Linked DNA regions of Homo sapiens: regions 2 and 3 are each linked to region 1. The links are chromatin loops, found by intact Hi-C in ENCODE. Cell type or tissue: heart right ventricle. All regions are shown on one strand.

What was found. Peaks named below come from ENCODE experiments on the same cell type or tissue, not always from the same donor. Only the 100,000 strongest peaks of a DNase experiment are listed, where the experiment ranks them.
Region 2: a loop joins it to region 1, with 5 times the contacts of the local background. A loop is called at or near these places in 35 of 110 quality-filtered maps.
Region 3: a loop joins it to region 1, with 7 times the contacts of the local background. A loop is called at or near these places in 92 of 110 quality-filtered maps.

The regions. Positions count from the first base shown.
Region 1 is chr3:142,983,107-142,991,106 of GRCh38, forward strand. The region is part of intron 2 of PAQR9-AS1 (PAQR9 antisense RNA 1); the gene reads left to right. Among named protein-coding and RNA genes, the nearest start is that of U2SURP, 14 kb to the right of the region's middle. In heart right ventricle, a CTCF peak has its summit at 4,173 (motif pointing left); a DNase peak (open chromatin) is centred at 4,749; H3K27ac peaks cover 1,124 bases.
Region 2 is chr3:142,925,447-142,933,446 of GRCh38, forward strand. It overlaps HLMR1 (hepatic lncRNA metabolic regulator 1), which reads left to right and starts at 1,229. Exons shown (of 5, transcript NR_038455.1): 1 at 1,229-1,450; 2 at 7,759-7,822. RefSeq lists an enhancer at 3,721-4,015. In heart right ventricle, CTCF peaks have their summits at 3,872 (motif pointing right) and 5,329 (motif pointing left); no DNase peak of the experiment used is centred here.
Region 3 is chr3:142,825,232-142,833,231 of GRCh38, forward strand. PCOLCE2 (procollagen C-endopeptidase enhancer 2) reads right to left here. Exons shown (of 9, transcript NM_013363.4): 6 at 4,461-4,615. It also overlaps the pseudogene RPL8P3. Among named protein-coding and RNA genes, the nearest start is that of PCOLCE2, 60 kb to the right of the region's middle. In heart right ventricle, CTCF peaks have their summits at 3,641 and 3,840; a DNase peak (open chromatin) is centred at 3,670.

The sequences.
Region 1 (8,000 bases):
TGTCTTGCATCAGTAGGAGGGGCCTATACACTTTGGGGTGTATTCTCTGTACTTAAGAATATTATGCAGCAGTTAAAAAGATCAAGATAGGCCAGGCACTGTGGCTCACGTCTGTAATCCCAGCACTTTGGGAAGCTGAGGCAGGAGGATCACTTGAAGCCAGAAGTGTGAGACCAGCCTGGGGAACATAGCAAGACGCATCCCTACAAAAAAACTTAAAAATTTGCTGAGTGCGGTGGCATGCACCTGTAGTCCTAGCTACTGGGGATGCTGAGATGAGGATTGCTTGAGCTCAGGACTTTGAGGCTGCAGTGAGCTGTGATTACACTACTGCACTCCAGCCTGGGTGACAGAGCGAGACTCCATCTCTAAAATAAACAAAAAAGACCAAGATATGCACTGATGGAGTATAAATTGGCACAGCTCCTGTGGAAGGCAGTTTGGCAAAATCTATCAAAATTAGCTACTCAAATACCCTTTGACTGTGCAGTTTCCCTTTGGGGACTTTATGCTGCAGACATATTTACACAGATGGAAAGTAATATAGGTACAAGGTTCTCTATTATAGCACTGATTGTAATAGTAAACATTGAAAACAAACCAATACTCCATTGACAGGGCTCTGGTTAAATTATAGTATAGCCATCCAGGGGAATACCATGCCTCTGTAAAAAGGACAAAGATGCTTTAATAGATGTTCTGAAAGACGTGGAAAGGCACTTCAAGCTTCAGAACAGTGCCATAAAATATGCATAAATTGTGTGCCGAATGGGGAAAAATAACCTATATTCATATTTGATGGAAATGCATGAAGAATAATTATTTGTCATGAGAAACAAACAATGGTGGTTACCTAGGAAACTAGTATGAGAACTGTGTAGACAAGGGACAGGAATAGGGAGGGAAACTTTTCATTGCACATCTTTTTATTCTTTTTTGGGTTTTAACCATATAAATGTATTACCCGTTCCCCCCATATGCATATAACGAGGAAGAGGTGGGTCTGCATATACTGACATGAAAAGGTCTGCAAGAGATATTGCTCAGAAAAACAAGCAAGTAGCAGAACAGTGTGCACATGCTCATCCATGTCTAGAAAAACAAGGGGGATGGCCTCAGGAGAAGGGCTTGAGAGGGGGGCCTGAAATGGTAGTGGGGGTGGGATGGCCAAGAGGGACTTTCCCTTTAGCTTCATGGTTCATTTTTTTTTTCCCAAGAAGAATGTAGTATGCGCTACTTGTTAATTACTTATAAATGAAGGAATAAAAAAGCTTTCTGGGATTGGTATTGTCTGGCGATGACCAGATCAAGGGTCAGGTTCTGGGAGCTGGTGACCGAAATGGAATGAAAGTGAGGTTGGAGTTCAGGAGGTACAAGAAATGTTCAGCCAGGCTGTTACCTAGATGTACACAGATGTTCAAAAGCTGGGATGTGGGGTGCTGGGAGCTGGGGTAAGACACTGAGGGGTAGCTCTGAAGGCTACAAGGAATGAGGGGGAGCCTCCAGAATTCTTTATCAATGGAGGCAGCTCCATGACTTCTAGAAGGGATGGCTGGAGGTTCTAGAGCTGATCTGCACGGCAGGAGAGAGGACTTTTATCTGATAGTGCAAGAGAAATAGTTCAGACCTGGACTGTCCAATGTAGTGGCCACTGGCCACATGTGGCTATTGAGCATTTGAAATGTGGCTAGTGCAACTGAGGAACTTAATTTTTAATTAAATTTAATTTAAATAGCTACATGTGTAGTTATGTTTCTCATAGTCTCAGATCTAGACTGAAGTGCCTGAGGAACTTGGGACTGGTAACATGGGGTGCGGAAGAATAAATGGTCTCCAATAGAAATGCCAAAAGGTTGTAGAGTGACTTAGGAGAGTGCCAGGATCCTATTCACGAGGAAAAGTGCTCCTGGGACAGACTGAATGTATGAGGGCAGAAGATATTTATGTGGAGACAAGGATCTGACATTTCCATCATTGCAGAAAGTTCAGTTAGACAGTGCAGGTCTACCCACATGCTGCTGCTGAGCCCTTGAAATGTGGCCAGTCTGAACTGAGATGTGCTGTGAGTGGAAATAAATACACACTGGATTACAAAGACTTGGTATAAAAACAGTGTAAAGTATCTCAATAATTTTTAATACTGATTACAAGTTGAAATGTTTTAGATATAGTGTACCTATATATTTTATTTATATTACAACTGTTTCTACTTTTTAAAATATAGCTACTAGAAAACTTAAAATTACATATGTGGCTCATGTTATATTCCTTTTGGACAGAGCTGATCTAAAAAAGTGCAGGGAAAAGGTTGAGAGGGGCACCAGGTCAAAGCAGGGCTGAGGATTATGAAGATAAAAGGCACTTTGGAAATGATGGCCTCACATTGCTACATTTTGGTCCCAGGTGGTATTTGGCCTTATCTCAGCTTGATGGGGAGAACTGTCATGGGCTCTGCCAAGGCACTGGGGTTCCAGCCCAGAAAGCGGTCAGGTAGAGGGGTGGAGGAGTGATGCAGAGGGCCTTGTTATGAGGATAGTTCAGGACTTTCCCAGGTTCTTTTTTCCCTCATTAAAATGTACTTCTCCCTCTAGTCTTAACTTGGCTAATAATACCTTAACATTTTACCCCTTTTTATAGTAAAGTTTGGCCTGATTAAGACAAGCCCTTCTCTTAAACACATGAAAAGGTGCTCAACTCACTTATAATAAGAAAAACACAAAGCAAAATATAAGGACATACCATTCTTCACCTAGCGGACTGGCCAAGATTAAAAAAAAAAAAATCAGGTTCAAACGATGTGGGGCAAGGTATGGGAAGACAAGGGGTTGGGAATTTGATTGGCACAACCTTTATGGAAGACAAATCGGCAGTGTCTGTGACAACTTTAATTGTGTATATCCTCTGACTAAATCCCAGTATTTATCCTACAGAAATACACATTGCAAAATGATATATGTAAAAGGGCATCCATTGCAGTAGTGTTTACAAAAGTAAGAGACTGGAGTCAATTTAAATGTCAATTTATAGAGACTGATTAAATAAATTATGGGTATCATTTCAATCAAATTATAAAATAATGTAACTTTAATAGCAGACAACTGCTAACAATAATAAGACAGGTCTCTATGTCAGATGTAGAAGGATCTCTAAATTATTGGTAAGTTTAGAAAAAGAAAAAGAAAGTAACAACCATGTATGTAGCACACTGCCATTTCTGTGGGGGCAAAAAACTCAATATATTTGCTGACATATATTTACAAGTGTATCGATTTTTTTTTTGAAGGATATATAAGAAATCAGTAACAGTGGTAACTTCCAAGGAGGGCAAATGCATTGTAGGGAGAAGGCCGACTCTATCTCTCACTGTATACTATTTTGTACCTTTAAAATTTTATGATATAAATATATTACCCACCAAATAAAATGAAATAAGACATTTTAAAACTTCTCTTTATGTATGAATTTCCTCTTATCACAACTCCATAAAGTGTCTTTGCCTGCACTTCACGATACAGCTCTTCCTGCTGCTGCAACTGTTTTTGCTTCCTAGAGACTCGGAATTACTATCTTTCCACTTAGTAACTGAAAAAAAATTGTATTCATTTATTTGATTGTCAAGTACAGTATCTGGATTTACCAGTTTTTAGGTTTCAAGAATTATTTTTTCCCTCTACTTTGTCTTTTTCTTCATGCTTAAATGTTTATCATTAAGTTCATCAAAGTATTTTTCTAAAATATTTACATTTAAAATGCACATTTCGGCTGGGCATGGTGGCTTACCCCTGTATTCCAGCACTTTGGGAGGCCTAGGTGGGTGGATCACCTGAGGTCTGGAGTTCGAGACCAGCCTGGCCAATATGGTGAAACCCCATCTCTACTAAAAACACAAAAAAGTAGCCGGGCATGGTGGTGGGCGCCTATAATCCCAGCTACTTGGGAGGCTGAGGCAGGCAGGAGAATCACTTGAACCCAGGGCAGGGGGAGCCGGGGGGAGGCGGAGGTTGCAGTGAGCCAACATCACGCCATTGCACTCCAGCCTGAGCAATAAGAGCAAAACTCTGTCTCAAAAGAAAAAATAAAAGCACATTTCTCTTATTCTTTGACATTCTCTTGTAATATACATTTCAGTTACATGAAATTGAAAGACAACCAAATGCAATGTGCCCTCTAGTGGTTAAAGAAAATAATTTACAATCCACCTCTCCTGAGCCAAATACACAGATCAAATGTAATTTTTCAAAGCCTACATTCAGTTATGTGGATAACTTAATTGGTTATTTCAGTGTGGCTTTTGTCCTCTTATGAAAACATGGCATATCAAAAAAATTGTCCATCTTATAAAATAATCATTTTTCTCTATTTGCAAAAACAAAAAAAGTATTGACCTATTTACCTGTTTGTTGAATAAACAATATATTAAAATAGACCAAAGAATGGGGAGTGAAAAGTAAATTTCCTCCCACCCCTGACCCTCAGAAGCTAAAGATGGCTTTCCTAGTGGCAAGCACAGTTGCCAGTTTTTAAATAAATATATTGTGTATATGCATAAACAAATACACGTTATATTAGTTATCTACTGCTACGTAGCAGATTACCCAGAACTTAGTGGCTCAAAACAACAAACATTTATTATCTCACATTTTCTGTGGGTGAGGAATGCAGCAGCTTAGCTAGGCCCCCAGCGCTGGGGCTTTCCCAAGGATGTAGTCAAGCTGTCAGCTGGTGCTGCAGTCAGCTCATGTCTCAGCTCGGGAGGATCTGCTGTCAGGCTCTCTCAAGGGGTTCTTGGCAGGATTTAGTTCCTCACACGTTGTTGGGCCGAGGGCCTCATTTCTTCACTGGCTTTTGGCCTGAGGCTTCCCTCAGTTTCTTGTTACACGGTCCTCTCCATAGGACACCTCACAGCATGACAGTTGGCTTCATCGAGTAAATAAGAGAGAAGAGCCAGAAAAGGCAAGCAAGACTAGAAGCCAAAGTTTCTTGGTAACCTAATTTCGGAAGTGATATCCTATCACATTTGCTGTGTTCTGTTTGTTAGAAGCAAATTCCTGGGTTGAACCATATTTAAGGGGAGAGGATTAAATAAGGGCATGGGCACCAGGAGTAGGAGATCACCGGGGGCCATCTTAGAAGCTGCCTGCCACACAGTTGTATATGATATATCTATAGATGCCTTAAAAAAAAAAACTTAAGGTTCTGTACCTTGCTTTTGTCATGTGATAGTGTATCTTGGAGCAAGTTCTAAGTCAGTACAGAAAGATCTCCCTCATTCTTCTAACAGTGGCATAGCATTTCAGCCCCCACCTCTACAGAGAGCATTCTTCGGGCATGCCATACCAAACCTTCTTAAGAGTCCCACATTGAGAAAAATTTTGCAATCTACTCATCTGACAAAGGGCTAATATCCAGAATCTACAATGAACTCAAACAAATTTACAAGAAAAAAACAACACCATCAAAAAGTGGGCAAAGGATATGAACAGACACTTCTCAAAAGAAGACATTTATGCAGCCAAAAGACACATGAAAAAATGCTCATCATCACTGGCCATCAGAGAAATGCAAATCAAAACCACAATGAGATACCATCTCATACCAGTTAGAATGGCAATCATTAAAAAGTCAGGAAACAACAGGTGCTGGAGAGGATGTGGAGAAATAGGAACACCTTTACACTGTTGGTGGGACTGTTAACTAGTTCAACTACTGTGGAAGTCAGTGTGGCAATTCCTCAGGGATCTAGAACTAGAAATACCATTTGACCCAGCCATCCCATTACTGGGTATATACCCAAAGGATTATAAAACATGCTGCTATAAAGACACATGCACACGTATGTTTATTGCAGCACTACTCACAATAGCAAAGACTTGGAACCAAGCCAAATGTCCAACAATGATAGACTGGATTAAGAAAATGTGGCACATATACACCATGGAATACTATGCAGCCATAAAAAATGATGAGTTCATGTCCTTTGTAGGGACATGGATGAAGCTGGAAACCATCATTCTCAGCAAACTCTCGCAAGGACAAAAAACCAAACACCGCATGTTCTCACTCATAGGTGGGAATTGAACAATGAGAATACATGGACACAGGAAGGGGAACATCACACACCGGGGCCTGTTGTGGGGTAGGGGGAAGGGGGAGGGATTAGCATTAGGAGATATACCTAATGTTAAATTAAGAGTTAATGGGTGCAGCACACCAACATGGCACATGTATACATATGTAACAAACCTGCACGTTGTGCACATGTACCCTAAAAACTTAAAGTATAATAAAAAAAAAAATAAAATGAAAGAAAGAAAAAAAGTGATTGCCGTTTTGCCATTACTTTCAATGGGAAAACCGCAATCACATCTGCACCAGTGTAATATCACTTTATCACGACAGTTTTGAAATAAGCTGAGAATAATTTTGATTTTATTTTTACAAAAAGGCAAGTAGAGCCTTGTGGATGCTTGATGACAATAATCTTTGAATATTAGTAATGTCAATATTAGTTGACATTAATAACGTGTTCAATGCCACATTTTTGAGTACATTTTCATTGGTTTCTAAGAAGAAATAGGTTATAGATTTAATGATTTTTGTACATGAAAGGGAAAAATTTTACTGCTTGTTAGAATTATAATACTTTTAATTTAAAAAAGTCCCATATTGATGGATATTAAGGGCATTTTTGGTCTTTTGCTGCACACCTTCTTTACCTATGTGAGAGTGCATCTAGAAGGTAAATTCCTACAAGCAGAATTGCTGGGTTAAAGGGTATGAGCACTTCACATTTTGACAGCTATGGCCAAATAGACATTCAAGGGAGGTTGTACCAATTTATTTTCCAACTATGAAGTATAAGAATTGTCTGCTTACCCATAGTTTCTTTTCTTTTTTTTTTTTTTTAGACCGAGTTGCGCTCTTGTCGCCGAAAATGCAGTGCAATGGCATGATCTCGGCTGACTGCAACCTCTGCCTCCTGGGTTCAAGCGATTCTCCTGCCTCAGCCTCCCAAGTAGCTGGAACTATAGGTGTGTGCCACCACGCCTGGCTAATTTTTGTATTTTTAGTAGAGACAGGGTTTCACCATCTTGGCCAGGCTGTTCTCGAACTCCTGACCTCATGATCCACCAGCCTTGGCCTCCCAAAGTGCTGGGATTACAGGAGTGAGCCACTGCGCCCGGCCCACCCACAGCTTCTTGAAGCATTTTTCCACAAGTTTTAATGAAAAAGGAAATGAGAAATCACAGGAGAAAAACTAAAATTCAAAGTCCAGTAAACTGGCCAAATTGGAGTAATTAATTCTTATTAACCAGAAATGGAACAAGGCTCTGATATCTGCATAATTTTGAGCTGGATTTATCAGGGTATTTTCCTAGTTTAATATACAAATGAGATGAGGGACCCTTTAGTTTAGGCCCAAGTTTGCCTGGTGATCTTTTGTGGCTCCTGTCCCTACAATGTTAGATAATGTTTCCCCCTCTGAGAGTTGTGTGGCTTTCTTAACAGCATTGAATAGATAGCATATCAGATTCCAACTTCATCTGGAGGATATGGCACTAATAGTGATATGGTGTGGCTTTGTGTCCCCACCCAAATCTCATCTCGAATTGTAATCCCGGAGGGACCTGGTGGGAGGCGACTGGATTATGGGGAAGCTTTTCCCCATGCTGTTCTCATGATGGTGTGGGAGTTCTCACAAGAGCTGATGGCTTTAAAAGTGTTTGGAAATTCCCCCTTTGCAGCATTAATCTCTCGCCTGGCGCCATGTAAGTTGTGCCTGCTTCCCCTTTTGCCATGATTGTAAGTTTCGTGAGGCCTCCCCAGCCATTTGGAACTATGATTCAATTAAACCTCTTTCCTTTATAAATTACCCAGTGTCAGGGAAGTTATTTATAGCAGTGTGAAAATGGACTAAAACAGATAGCAAAGCAAGTTTACACTGATTAATTACTTACTTTTGAAACTTTACAACTGTGGCCACTTTTGACTTTTTTTTT
Region 2 (8,000 bases), 58 kb before region 1:
ATGGAGGTTTCTGCTCTTGAAGTTGTGATTCTCTGTATTTGCCTGTTGGTCTTCCCAATTTTGGGGGAAGCAATTTGTCCTGTGCCATCACTTCTCTTATAGAGCTAAGAAGAGTTGTTGATTTTTCACTGCTTTTTTTTTTTTTTTTTTGAGACAAGAATATCGCTCTGTCACCCAGGCTGGAGTGCAATGGTGCAATCTCGGCTCTCTACAACCTCCACCTCCCAGGCTCAAGCAATTCTCATGCCTCAGCCTCCCGAGTAGCTGGGACCACAGGTGTGCACCACCATGCCTGGCTAATTTGGTTTTTCAGTTTGTTCAGCTTTTTACTCATTAGGACAGAGTGGCAACTTCCAAATTTCTTACATGCTGAACCAGAAACTGTTTTGTTAGTTTTTTAGGATTCACTTTAAGTCTTTTCCTCCAGGGAGACTTCCCCAACTTTCAGGTCTGCATTAGGGACCCCTATGATGTGCTCCTGTAGATGCTTTTTGTTTCCCATAGCTTTTATACATATTGTGATTGTCAATTCACTTGTCAGATTCCCCCGTTAGACTGTTGGCTCTGTGTGGAAAGGACGGTTTGCCTTACTCATTCCTGTATTCTCAGCACCATCCATCAATGCCTGACATATAATAGGTATTGAATAAATATGTGTTGGGTGAATAAATGAATGAATGGAAGAGCTTATTCTCTGTAATTACAAATAAATTAGAAGCAGCTGTTAAATATAATTCATTCATTCAATCAATCACTATTTACTAAAAGCCTATCATGTGCCAGGCACTAGGTTAAGAAACTGATGATGAAAAAGCCACATAAATATGGAAACATGTTTGTAACACAATCTAATGAAAAAAAACCAGAATACATGTATGTACACCATAATTTAAACTCTTTAAAATATGTAGGAGGCAGGCTGGTATTGCACAGTGGTTTTAAGATTTTCTATTTTTAGTTAAAGTCTCTTTCTTCAAATGAAATCTTAGAAGGACAATGTATAAAACATAAAAAGCAAGATTTTCTGCTTGATGCGGGGGCAGAGGCCAGAGCCTGCCTACCCTTTTCCTAGTCTGCTCTCCTGTCTGTCCTCTGTGCTACTGCCACCTTCCCAAGCCAGAAGTAAGCCACTGTGGCACCTTCACAGAGGATTATTTGAAAATTCCCAAAATAGACTTCTGGTTAAACATTGCAGTTTAAAAACCTGTGTTTTTCTTTCATCTCTTTCAAAATGCTACTAAAATGACAGCAAAGAAGCCAAAAAGGCCCAAGTCCACAAGACAGAAAGAATAGGTGAAAAGTCCATGTCATCTCATTTTTGGAGATGGACATGGACAGGGGCTGAAACTGCAGTACCAGCAGATGGGGAGCTTAAGAAGGAAGCTAGTTCATGGCACAGCACCCGTAAAGTCCCCAGAATTGGAGGCACCAGATTCTTCTGAAAGAAAAGGTAAGAGGCGGAGCTGAAAACAGGAGGTTTATGGAAAGTCCTTGGAGAAAGCAGTCAGACCTCTGGATTCCTTCCTCATCTTTCAGCAGCCTCTCTCTTGTCCTGGCAGAAACCAGGTTTACTCTCTTGGGAAACTCAACCACAGGAGGATCTGGGGACACAGACCGGCGAAGGATGGTAGAGATGCATCACTGAACTAGGAGAATTAAATGATTGGCTTAGGGTTGGGAATGCGACCTCAACTGGATCAGTTGAGGCCATCCTTGGCATTTTTAAATTCTGAAGCTGGAAGTGTGGGGAGGATAGTGTGTGTATTCTGCAGGTGTTGAGGTCCTTGTTCTAGTCCTTGAGATTCCTGGCTCCGACTGTTTCCTGTAACTCTTTAATTCTATGAAACACCCAGTATTCTTCTATTTTATTCTGCTCAGGCTGCATTAACAAAGTATTACAGACTGGGTGGCTAAAAATGGGAATTTAATTCCTTGTGACTTTGGAGACTAGAAATCTGAGATCCAGGTGTCATGGAGGTTGGTTTCACTCTGGAAACTCTCTTCTTGCTTGCATATAGGCCTCCTCTCTGTGCCTTCACTTGGCCTTCCCTCTGTGTGTGTCTTTGTCCTAATCTCACTTTCTTACAGGGACACCAGTTAGATTAGATTGGGATCCATCCGAATGACCTCAATTTACCCTGATTACCTCTTTAAAGGCCCTATGCCAAATATGGTTATATTTGGAGGTTCTGGGAGTTAGGACTTCAACACATGAATTGTGGGGGGACAAAATTCAGCCCACAATGCCTTCTACTATTGCCAGCAAATAAATAGCTTTTGAGATAACTTAAGAGATTTTAAATTTAGTTTCTGGTGCTTGCACGCAAAGAGTTCTGACTTATACTATTCACTTGCCTCTTGGATATTGCCTTTTGTCCATTATAGTTGTCATTAACTGTTATTTAAATCCGCATTACCATTCACCTTTTCCTATGTTTCTGTTCCTTAAGATGGGAGGTAGATCATAGTTTGCATAGCCCATGGAGTCAGATGACCAAAGTTGTAAAGTTCTGTTTGCTGGCTGCCTGATCTTGGTGAAGTTCTCTGTGCCTCAATTTCCTTATCTGTAAACTGGGGATGGTGATAATAACAGATATTCACAGAGTTGTTGTGAAGATTAAACGTCTTAATGAATGTAAAGCACTTAGACCAACCTGGCTTATGGCGAGTGTTACATAAGTTCATGCTATCATTTATTCATTCAGTAGTCTCTATAGGGAATAGCCATGTGCCATGGATGTGGTAGATACTTAGTAAATATTCATTCTCTCTTGTTAATGTATGTGTTATAATAAGTGATTCTCAAAGTTATCTTCAAATTCTTATTACTCTGTATATTGTTATCTGCCAGTGTAATGATATCTAAAGCACATATCTTAAATACTTTAAACAATCTGATATAACAAACAAAGATAGAGCCATTTTCTTCTACATTGGAAGCTGTGCTGTGTAGGATGAGAGACTGGGGTGGAAGTAGGGATTGCAGGCTTCTGGTCCTGGCTATACCCTCACACTGTGAGACTCTGAACAAGCCTATACTCTCTGGGCTCTGCCTCCTTTATTTACACACCAAGGCTGGACTATGTAAGCTTTAGGCTCTTTAATGTTTTATATCACTTATCTTTGAAAGGCCATCTTAGGTGAGCTGCTCAGAGTCTTTAAAAGCTACATTTCCCCCTCCTTTCTTACTTTAAATATAATGGTAATTAAAATGTTTCGGAATTATATATTAGATGCATTTCGGGCATCAGTTACAAGAATGAGAAAGAAATTATTAACAGTTGGCAAAGATTAGTATCAGTTATAGTATCTTGTTATAAGTTTAGAATTTTATTTTCTAATGAGTAACCTCTCCTCCACCACACAAAAAACTAGTGTGCTAACAAAAGAATTAAAAAATGGGATTTTATTTGATTGGATTTTAACTTCTTGGCCATTCTTAATATTTTTGGAATAGGCTTTTGAGTCCTGACCTTCTAAGTCAATTTGTTAGTCTGCATCTGTAGTGTCTCTGGCACGGCTGGGAAGTGGTGGGGGGCGGGGGGTGGGTGGGTGCAAGAAAAGTAAAATATATGATGTTCACTCTTGACCAGCCTATTTTGTGCTGTGAACACCCACACTTGCACACAATACTCAGACATATTAACACATTTGCATGCACTCTCCAATATGTGCAAAGTAACATCACATTCCTTCTTTCATTCAACAAAAATGTGTTGATTGCTCACTCTGTTCCTGGGGATCTGTGTGAACCAAGACAAAGTTGACACTGTAGTTAGATATACCTCTCTGAATAAAAGAGTAAGTTTAAGGTAGAGTGAGGGTTAATTCTCTGTTTATAAGCCTCATGGGTGAATTCACACCGAGCAGCAGAGGGCAGTGTTCTCAGACAGGGCAGCTCTCCTGAGGATCTGCAAGGAAGCAGGGCGTGCCTTGTGTGACTGGTGTTGTCGAGCAGATCATTTTTTAACACCCCACTACTCCATACAGCATTATTTTTGGTAATAATAATGAAATGAATAAAAAGAAAAATGGACTGAGAGAGATTTTTATTTTATTGAACTTCGTATATGTAATCATTCCAATAAAAATGAAAAATAAAATAATAAAATACATTTTATAGTATCAAAAAAGGGGAAAGTAGTGGACTAATACTTTTAATTACATTAATGTTTTTCAAACAAAAAAGAAAATACACATACCTACATACTAGACTGCCATAAAAATGAATAACATTACAGTGCAATAGTAATTACATAAGAAAAAGAACAATAAAAAAGACATCAATTTCAATTTTTAAAGATATTATTCAAAGGTGTGAAATATTGCACATGTGAAATAAACTTGCAGTTACCAAAAAAAATTACACCTTGTGGTTTACGCTGCATTATTATTTTAAATTTTAATTATAAATAAAAACTCCAAGTGAGTTTTCATGAGAGCACTAAATTGAATGAGAGAGAATTGAGGTAGCCCAAGTTCTGTCACAATCACTCTACTGCCATTGCTTATTCCAGATCTAGTGTTTAAATGCAGAAGCAGATAGTCCCACATGGGTTGGAGCATGAAGTGTACCCAAAGCAAGCACAAATATGAATGATTCTGAACCATCTGGAACTTAACTCTCAAACAAGAGTGTGTAGATAAGTCCATTTATGTCAAGTCTTCTCTGAGTTAACTCCCACACAGGAGTTATTACTAAAGGAGAAAATGTGTTTCTTAAGAGATAAGCAATAACATTGCTGATTTTATGTATTACAAAATTGAATAATAACCACAGAAATTTTTTCGACTGCAGACCAACAAAAGATTTAGCGGGGACGGGGAGAGCATTTGACCATTGTGTAGAATTGCCAATGTGTGAATATAGTAAAAGCAAATCAGCTTTTAGTCCATTTAATTATTGTTTTAAAATTCTCTATAGAAAATGTGTCTCCTTATTGCCTGAGACTACTCCTATTACTACTGTTGGTTTACCAATGCCATTGGCAATTGGAAACAACGATATAGGGACTGGACTGTAAATTAAAGCCATATGTATTTAACACTAGCAGGCCCAGCTCTACATGGGAACCTCATGAAGCCCCAGTTGACATTCTGGATCTTGCAGCAGAGTGAAGAGTCTGTTCAAAGCTGCTTTGCATAGGTTCTGAAATGGCTGCATAAGCTGGTTAATAGATAACCAGTCATTTTATAAAATAAGAGGTAGGGTGTGCATGTTTATGTGAGGGTGTGTGCATGTGTACACGTGGGGTAAAGTCAAGAAAGGTGATGAAAAGCACTAAGAATAACCGTAAGATGAATTTGTGCCCTCTCCTGGAAACAATGGGAAATTTTGGGTTTAAAAGTAACATGGATTTAAATAGCCTCTCCAAGTTTAAAATACCTCAAAGCGTTTAATTCTTCTTTTAGTTTCCCTGTGAGTTTGCTGAGATGTCTATTACCAGTTCAACAATGAGGCAATTGTGATAGGGATACTCAATGGTACTTTCCCCCAGGATGAATGTATGGATCAATAGATGAGTTCTAGACATATTTATAAGAAAAGAACCAAACTTAGTGACAAGCAACCATTTAAAGCTACTATTTAGAAGTGTTCACTGATAGAGATTGTACTTACAGATATTCACCAAAGAAAAATCTCCTGCATGTGCACCAGGAGACATGTTATGAAAATGTTCTGACAGTTTGAGGTTATTGATCCTCAGCTATGGTTTTCTGCTCAATGCTACTAATGACCCTCCAAAAAGATCACCTTCTTTTGAGTGCAGAGAGGTGGTTTTGGTCTTTGTTGTGGAGAAGCTCTTGGAACTTTCTCACTGCAGAAACCATGCTGTTGTCGTGTTCCTTCTGCTTAGCCAGCTGGGCCTATTGCCCGCTGCTCCAGGTGTCCAGGTCTTCCAAGGCACAGCTCAGGATCACACTACCTCATGCCTTACACCGCTGGCTTCTTCCCTCCTACCCTGGGCCCTCCTTGTCACCAGGTGCAAGACACAACAGGACCACTGGGGGCACGCTGGCTTGATAGGGCCTCGAGACGTCAGGCTGCAGGCAGAAAGGAAATGTCCCTGGCTTGTGCATGCTCACTGACTCACCTTGTGTTTTGAGACTCATACAAAGGGCCAGGTAACAATGCTAGAAGCTAATACCCAGTGAAACAAAAAAAAAATTTGTTTTTGTTTTTGTTTTTTTGAGACAGAATCTCACTCTGTCACCTAGGCTGGAGTGCAGAGGCAGGATCTCGGCTCACTGCAACCTCTGCCTCCCAGGTTCAGATTCTTGTGCCTCAGCATCCCAAGTAGCTGGGATTACAGGCGCCACCATCACGCCCAGCTAATTTTTGTATTTTTAGTAGAGATGGGGTTTCGCTGTGTTGGCCAGGCTGGTCTCCAACTCCTGGCCTCAAGTGATCTGCCCACCTCGGCCTCCCAAAGTGCTGGGATTACAGGTGTGAGCCACCACGCCCAGCCCCAGTGAGGCAAATTTTAACTACTGAGAGGCAGATGATAGGCAATAACCCATGGATAAATTCTTGCTCTTCTTCTCTCCCAAAGGATTCCTCTGAGAAATGTTTCCATGTGGGCCTCTCTGGAAACTTCCAGGTGACAGAGCAACCAATAGTGCTTTCTATGAAGCAAGGCCAGCTCAATAATAAGACATCTTCTCTTTACTTTCCTGCCTTCCTGTCTCATTGGCCTGCCCCTGTTCACTCCTGCTCCCTTGGGTTTGCATCCCTCTAGTGAAGCTTTAGAATGTAAATTTTGCCTCAGACTATAATTTCTAGGAAACCTAGACTCAGACAAAGAATATTTACTGCAGTAAAATTGTCACAATGCTCATTGTTTTATGATCACAAAATAAGTAATTAAACTATCAGTACAAAGAAAAAGAAGAAAAAATAGACAAAAAAGTACTTTCAAAACCGGAAACTAGAATTAAAGCAAACACAGACTCAGTGCAAAGAATAGATTTCACTTCCATTCTTTCTCTGCTGCTTATTTGCAAGCTGTCTTGTACACATTATATTTTAAATGTACAATATTGTGAAAAAATTGAGCTCCCTAAGAAATACTTAAATATATGGATGCCAATGATTAGTCTACAAAAGAAAAGTAATATTCAGAAGAGTAGTAGTTGTTTCAGATATAACTTTAATGTATTTCATTATAGAAAATTGGCTTGAGTTTCAGAAGTTCGGTTAAGAGATCTGGAGTCAGGCTGACCTGGGATGAAAAGCCCAGCTCTAGCCATCACGTAGAAGTTACCAAGTCTCTTTAGGCTTCAGTTTTTCTCCTCTTTTAGATAAAGATGGGATAGTACATAAGTCATAGGGTTATTATAGGTTTTAAATGAGATAATTTAGTATCTGATCCCCAGTGCTCAATAAACATTATTATTATGACCCATAATAGTGCCAGTGAGGAAAACTAATTCTTTGTGAGCAATAATTGGTGTTGAGCAAAGCTGTATTAATGCTAGTTATCTTGGGAAAGATCAATTCTAGTTGGAACTTTTGCAACAGAAAACAGGATGTGATTTTTTCATCATTTTAAGAATGTGGTGTGTGTGTGTGTGTTTGTGTGTGTGTGTGTGTGAACTCATTCAACCCATTTTATGGAGCACCTACCTTGGGCCCAACAATTTTTCTAGGCACAAGGTTAGATGCGAGTCAAGGTAGAGTAGGTCCCTGTCCTCAAGGATTTTCTGTTCATGAAAAACAGCTTATTATTGTTCTTTTTTTGTTTTCTTTTGCAAAAGGAGCAATTCAGCACTTGTCATGCAGATAAGAGGTCAACACCCCAGGACGGAGTGAAAACCTAAGGTTTGTATTTTTGATACACAAAGTGCTCTTTTGGAGGAAACCAAAAAATGTCGAGTTTCTGGCAAGGTATGGAAACAGGACAGAAGGAGACCAGAGTCGAAGCACCAGAGGGCATAGATGTGGAAAGTGGTCCTAGTTAGGAGCTGTTGCCCAGGAAATGTTGAGGGCACAAGCTGTA
Region 3 (8,000 bases), 160 kb before region 1:
TGCTTCTCAGCCTCCGAAGGTCAGTCTGGAAGTGGGGTGGGTGTCCAACATGCCCTTCTCCTGCTTTGGTGGGGCCTGCTGTCTGGCCTGCAAGTCACTGGCTCTCTCCTTCCCCTCCTCATCTTAACTGTCATCTGTCTCCTTGCCCTTCACTCACAAAGCTGGTCCCGGTTCTCAGCCCTCCCTGGCTGTGTTCCCGCGATCGTTTCTATGGGTCCACCCTCCCATGTCTGATCCCGCAGTCCCCGTGGCCTCATCTTCACCAGGGACTTTCCTAGACACTCAGTTCCAGGCTCGGATGTCTTCATGCTATGGCTGTTCATTGCCAGTCTATCAAATTTAGACCTGCTGGCAACCAGGACAGCGTTCTCCCCTCCAAGCTTATTTATTTAATCACTCTATGACTATGTTTTCTTCCATCTTTGATGGTTCAATATATTGGCTGCTCTCATTTTTCCCAACCCGTCAGCCCTGGCCTGTCTTTACTTCCTTAGCAATTCTATTTCATTTCCATGGTCCATTATTTCAATCATTTTCTACACAATGCCTTAAGGTCCCTTCCCCTCTGCCCTTCAGCCCTGTATGAATCTTCAGAGAAATCTGTTTTTCCTGTGCCTGCCCTCAGACAACTGAGTACACAAATGGGCCTTCAGCAGAGTGACAGGCTGGAGTTCAGCCTACTCTCCAATTTCTACAGCTGTTTTTCAAATTCTTTCTCATTCTCCTAACCTCCCGTGCTGCCACTCCCTTCTCCCTCTCAGAGGTGACCTTGCCTTTTTTTTTTTCTTTTTGAGACAGAGTCTCACTCTGTCGCCCAGGCTGGAGTGCAGTGGCGCGATGTCGGCTCACTGCAAACTCCGCATCCTGGGTCCACGCCATTCTCCTGCCTCAGCCTCCCGAGTAGCTGGGACTACAGGTGCCCACCACCACGCCCGGCTAATTTTTTTGTATTTTTTTAGTAGAGGCGGGGTTTCACCGTGTTAGCCAAGATGGTCTCGATCTCCTGACCTCATGATCCACCCGCCTCGGCCTCCCAAAGTTCTGGGATTACAGGTGTAAGCCACCGCACCTAGCCGACCCTGCCTATTTTCTAGGAAGAAGAGAAGCATAGCAGAAAATGTTCTCAAGATCCCCACCAAACCTCCAAGTCATCTTTATACCATCTCTCTTCTTTTCCTCCTCTGAGAGAGGGGTCACCCCCCTCCGACCTGAAGTCATGCCTTCTGTGAGTCCTCTGGAGCCAGCCCCTCTCACCTTTATAGAAACTTTCCTTCTCAGTTTATTCCTTCTGTCTGCCATTGCCTTCTTCTTTGCTAGTTACTCCCATCAACATAAGCAGGTTCAAGACTCTCAAAGCCTCTCCTTCTTCTTTAAGGCCAAACTTGGGGAATGAGCTACTGAACTTATTATCTCAATTTGCCATGCTCCACACTCCCCTCAGCACACACTGTCCGGGTTCTGCTGGCGGCACAAAGCCACTTACATAGATTGTGCTGGCGTCTCCAGTAGACTCCATGTCATGAAACCAAACGGAAACACTGTAGTCCTCCCTTATTGGAAGTCTCATCAACGCTTGACTCACTTACCACTCCCTTTTGTAACATTCCCTTCCACGGCTTTCACCACACATCCTCCCAGTTCTCCTCCCTCCTCCCTCGCCACTGCTTTTCAGTCACCTTTGCCAGTGTAACCTTCTCTTCAAAAAGACGGAAGTTTCTAGAGGGTTAATCTCCGCGCCTCTCCTCCTCCTGCCCTCAATCTCTGCCTAGGTCATCTCGTTCTTGATCATTGTTTCAACTATCTATATATTGATGACTCTTACTTTTTTTTGGCATAAAGACAAACTTTATTGAGCCCCTTAGCACTAGTTCTCTTTCTCCTGCACAGTCTTGGTTCCCCAGAGACGTCCAGTCTGGCGGGCAGCAATGAGACCCATTTTGCAGCCAGCAGGGTCATCTCTGAGATGGCGGAGGGGATGCCGATGTGCTGGTGGTTGCCACCTCCAAAAGGATGCTCCATAGGGTTCATGGCCACATCCCATACTCGTGGCCACCAGTTCCTCTTTGCCTTATATTTGTGGTAGGCTTGGCAAGCCTTCAAGATGGGTTTGTCAGTTCGGCCACCTCCAGCCACCACACCAACCACAGCTCTGTTGGCTGAGGAGACAACCTTCTTGGAGCCAGAGGGCAGCTTCACACGGGTCTTCTTGGTCTCAGGGTTGTGGGAGATAGCAGTGGCATAGTTCCCTGATGCCCAGGACAGCTTGCTACGGCCTCCAGGCTTCTCCTCCAGGCAGCACACGATCATACCCTCAGGCATGGTGCCCACAGGGAGCACACTGCCAATGTTGAGCTGGGCCTTCTTGCCGCAATACACAAACTGGCCCGTGTGAATGCCCTCGGCAGCAATGAAAAGCTCCGTCCGCTTCTTAAACCAGTACGGGTCGCGGAAGACCACCTTGGGGAGGGGCGCGCTGTGACCCGAGTTGTGGATGATGGGTGACTCTTAAATTTAAATCTGGCTTAAATCTTTTAGTCTGGGGACCCGTGTACCCCTACGCATGGCATATCCACTGGAAAATCTCACGGACACCTCAAACCCAACAAGGCGACAGCCTAATTTATAAATCCACCTCCGAATCCAGTTCTCTACCTCTGTGAACAGTGGCAGTATCCCCCTAGCTGTGCAAGCCCGGGACCTGGGAGGCATTCCTGACACCTACCTCCCTGACCTCCCTAGTCCAATGAATCACCAAGGCCTGTCACTGTTTCCCTCTCATCTCTTGACTCTCTCTGAATTTGTGCCATAGCACAGTTCGCCTGGACCAGCACGAGACTCTGGTGACCCCCTGGATTTCTACAATTCATTCACCTGACAGTGGCCACAGTGATCTTTGTAAAATGTGAAACTAATCCTGAACTTTGCTTAAACCCATCAACAGCTTCCCCCACACATAGGATAAACACAAAAATACTTAGAGCATAGGAGAGAGTTTGCAAGGCCTGAAGACGAAACTAGAAAGAGAGGCTGGGGACAAAGTGTGAAGGGTCTGACACACCACGGGAAGGGGTTTGGGCTCCCATGTGGTCCAATCTGGTAGTCACTAGTCACATGAAGCTTTTCAATTTTAAATTCATTAACATTAAATTAAAAGTTCAGTTCCTCAATATCATTAGCCACATTTTAAGTGCTCACAGTGGCTGCCATATTGGATAGCATAGCTGTAGACTATAAATTTAATGGGAGAACAACACAGTCTACTCGGTGTGGTGGGAGCGGGGTAGGGCATGAGGTCAGGAGAAAAGATAGAGGATATCAAAGATGACCCTATGAGTGCGGCTACCGATGCTGTGGACGTGCTTGGGAAAATAGGTGGAGAAGTAGGTCTGAGGCAGAAAATAGTGTGATAAAAACAAGTTTGTATATGCTTTCATTTAAATAGCTACAGTCACATTGTGTCCAGGAAAGAATTACAAATCCATGCTTGCGATTTCAGAGAAAGTTGAGGATGGAGATAAAAGCAAGGGAACCACTAGCTCAATGGGTGTGACCAGATAATTCACTGGAAAGAACATGGACACCAAGGCTTACTGAGCTGAGCTGGAGAAATACAGCAGTTACATGAGGCAGTACACGTCCACACCACACAGTGGCGCACTTGCAGAGTGCAAGGAAACGTTAGACCCAGAGGCGCCTGCCTGTACTCAGCCCCAGCCTAGGTGTACATGGAAAATGTGGGCAATAAAGCTGGGCTTATTTCAGCCTATTTTACATCTTAACCTTCAGTCTTTCCTTCCCGCTTTTCCCCCTCCTCCCTGGGTTTGGATTTTTAGATCTGAGGCCTGAAATCCCAGGGGGTGGAGCTGATAGGCCAGGTACTACCTACAGAGACCCTGCCTCTCCACTCCCTACATACATGCCTCAGCCCCCCAGGCCAGTTTCCCAACCAGCCTCTGTACTTCGTTGAATATTGTTGTTTAATTTACTCCGATTTGAAAATAAATAAATAAATAAATAAATAACATTTTATATGACATTTCGCTGAGAAGCAAAAAAAAAAACCAAAAACAAACATTGGCAGAATATGAAAACACAGATAGCAAGGCCCTAGAACTTCAACCTAAAATATCACAATTCTATGTAATAAAAAGCAAACGACAAGTTTGTCAGTTCCAGAAACAGAAACTTAGTCTTAGAATGATCTGTGCTTCTAATAGGCTTCCTAGTCATTGTTCAATGGTCATAATTTTCTTACCTGATATTTAAAAACTATTAGCTTACAAGCATTCTTACACCCCATACCTTTCTTTCATTAATGCAGTCATATTATTCTCTTACCAAAGCTTTCATCCTATTTAACTTTAATTTCAAGTATCTTCCTCTTATTTTTTTTCTACTTTAAAAGAATTCTTCTTATACTCCTAAAGTTTTTGCACAAACTTCCAAACAGGAAAACTTACCCGTGGTTACAGGGAATGTGGTGGTGACAGGCTGTTCTGTAGTTGTAGGCAGTTTTTTTGGCCTGAATATGTAGTGACCAATAAACCCATCTGCAGTTAAACTTAAGTCTGATAAAAACTGAATAAGAAGTTCATTTCTCTCAGACACAATTGGCCTAAAAAAAGAAAAATGTGTTTTTTTATAAATACTTAAAAGTGGTGCCTCTCTGAAAATGTAAAATTTTCTAGTTTTCCATTAACTTCCGACAATAGATTACCAGTTGTTTAAACTTAAAAGTTAAAACGTTTAAAAATACCAATTCTAATAGCTAACATTTACCGAGTGTTTGCTCAGCTAGGCACTGTGCTTTATGTGAATTGTCACATTCCACCTTCACAACAACCCTATTTTTATCTCTTTTTTTATGGAAAAGGCAATTGAAGTTCAGAGAGTTCAAGTGATTTACTCAAGGCCCTATAGCTAGTATGTTGGGAGAGTCAGAACTTGAACCCAGGACCAGATAACTCTAGAGACTGTGGCAGACGTTGGGACATGGCTGGTTTTCAAAAAGCACCTCATGATTTGCCTGATTGGGAAAAGGCAGATTCTCTGAACTAAGACTTGCGTTCAAGCTGGCCTGGGTTTGCCATGTTGGCTACAGAGCATAAAATGGACAAATCTGGTGAACAAATTCCCACGCCCTGTAAAGATGCAGCCAGAGGGATTATCTCAGTGGACTGATTATCTTTTCTATCCACTCCGGGCTAAGAAAGCCATGCAAAGGACTTCCATTTCATTTTCAATGGCAGTTCTTCGGTATGTCTGAAATGGAAACATTTCTATTATAATCTCCATTAGCAAAATGCTGTAAAGGAAAAAAAAGAAAGTGATGAATCTGTTTTGGTGTTCATGAATGGCATCATTGATTAAGAGCTCTAATTTTAGGAGCTTCCTGGTTAGCTGGCACTAAAGATTTAGTGGAGATGGTAAGTGAGGCTCAAAAGCTCTCTAAAATCTTAGGGGATTACTATATTACACAAGATAGTTTCATTTAAGTTTTGCTATTGTTATTTACACAATGGTTAAAAAAATGCTGTCTGATTAATTCTGTTTAAAAACTAATTCAGAAGTAGAAAAAATTTAACAAGTTATTTAAATGAATTAACCAGTGGTCTGACTGAACACCTTTTTGAGACATCTTCTCAGCCAATCACTTCTTACACATCATGGACACCAAATAATGAAGCAGCATTTTTTTCCCCCTACTGTCAGCTGTGCTGAGTGGGGTTGGGTGGCAGAGAGGGTAGATCTACCTGACCCAACCAGTTAGAAAAACTGCGTGATCTTTTCCGTCCTGAATATAACCTTCTGAGCCAGGGGATGAGATGAATCAAAAAGTGAGCTTTGTGATCTACATTTACAGTTTACTATGGGTTGAATATTTATCCCCTCCAAAACTCATGTTGAAATTTAATGCCCAGTGGGGCAGTATTGAGAAATGGAACCTTTAAGAGGTGATTGGGTCATGAGGGCTCTGCCCTCAGGAATGGATTCATCCATTCACAGATTAATGGATAAGTGGGTTAATGGATTAATGGGCAATCACGGGAGTGGGACTGATGGCTTTATAAGACGAGAGACCTGAGTTAGCATGCTCTGCCCCCCTTGCCATGTGATGCCCTGTGCTGCGTGGGGACTTTGCAGAGAGTCCCCACCAGCAAGAAGGCTCTCCCCAGATGTGGTCCCTTGACCTTGGACTTTTCAGCCTCCGTAACTATAAGAAATTCTTTTTCTTTATAAATTACTCAGTTTCAGGTATTCTGTTATAGGCAACACAAAACGGACTAAGACACTTCCAGCCACAAAAGTGATGAAGTTATTTAAATAATGCTTCTGAGATTCGAGCCTTTCACGAAAATATTCTATCATGCTTTTGAAAAACACTCCCATTAAATAAATAAAAACAATGCACTACACACAATTCTAACCTACAATTACAAATAAAACATGTTAATTTTGTTTAAATGATAAAATTACAAAAAAAGCACTTATAAGCAGCAAAGGAAAGGAAAGACTCAATCAGGTCAGCCTTCTAGACATGATGTTATAATTATATGATCATTCACTGCCTTTTCTATGAATTAACCTTGGGGGTAGTATATTGGAAACTGAATTTTCTCAAGGAAGAGTATTTTAGGAACAAAGACATATTTTTGTTCTGCTGCAACTGAGCTTTAGGATAAATGTGACAGAATCACAGTGCCACAAATGTACTGGGGGCCATGTTACATCTGCAAATTGTTATAAATCACTAGGCAGACAAGAGGAAATTTCACTTAGATCCACTCTGCATTGGCAAATCCCAAGAACGGACTGAGATGCTGTTTCATGTGGTATAGAGCCAGTTACTGTTAGCTGTCTCTAGTTATCATTCCATAGTCTTCCTGTCCTTCAGTCACTACAGCCAACCAAACACCATGTCCTGCCATTTTTGCCTCCTAAGTATTTCTTGATCCACACCCTCCTCTTCATTTCTACCACCCTTCTCCACCTCCTCGACTTTACCTGGACCATTGCAACAGTCTCTGAACTAGGCTCCCTGCTCACCTTCTCTAGGACGGGGGTTCTAGAGCCTCTGGTCCTGTCACGCCTGGCCTAAATTCAGTTGAGCGTTACCATCTCTGCAGCACACGGAAGCCAACTCAACCCTCCTGCCTCATCTGTATAGAGGCCCCAACTCAAGGTTTTGGCTGCAGAAATAACACACATCTCTCCCGCGTATCTTTATTAATGGAGTTACCTCTGCTTGGGATGAGCTTGTCCTCCCTGCTGTCTCTAACTCCAACTCTTCCTTCAAGACTCATCTTCGAGAGGCACAATCTCCTTTCAAAAGCTTTCCCTGATCACTTGTCCAGACTGGGCCAAAGAACTCAAAAACCCACCCAGGACATTCATTAGCCAATTTACTTATCTGCCTTATTCTGTTCCCTCCCAGTACTTTTCTTTGCAGTTTTAATTTATCTTTGTATTCCAGGTGCCCAGCACACAGCCGGGGAGGAATCAATGTTTCTGAACAGAATTCAATGGCATTGATCTACACTGAATCAAACCAAGTATGATGGGGTGCTGTCTACCTATCCCCAGTGCTCCTCCTGTTCATTTTTTAACAGGGAAAAGCTCCCCAAACAGGTTTTCTCATTTTCTGCACTGCTCTAACCCAGACGTATTCTGACTATGAAAACTATTCCTCTGGATAAAAGTGTTAGTTGGTGAGCTGGCAGCCAAGCTCTTCCAGTCAAACCCCTGGTAAATGAGTGATGCTCAATAGCCGCCGCCAGGGCTGCCCCTCCTCCACCCTCATGGAGGCAGCCACTACCCTGAATTTTGTGCTTATCATTTTCTTGTTTTTAGCTATAGGTTTATCACACACATATGCATCACTATGCGATATATTGTGTAGGTCTACATGTTTTTAAACGTCATAAATGAAAGGGTACAGTGTGCATTTTTTTTTTCTTTTTTGTTTTGTGTTTTTGAGACAAGGTCTCACTCTGTCGCCC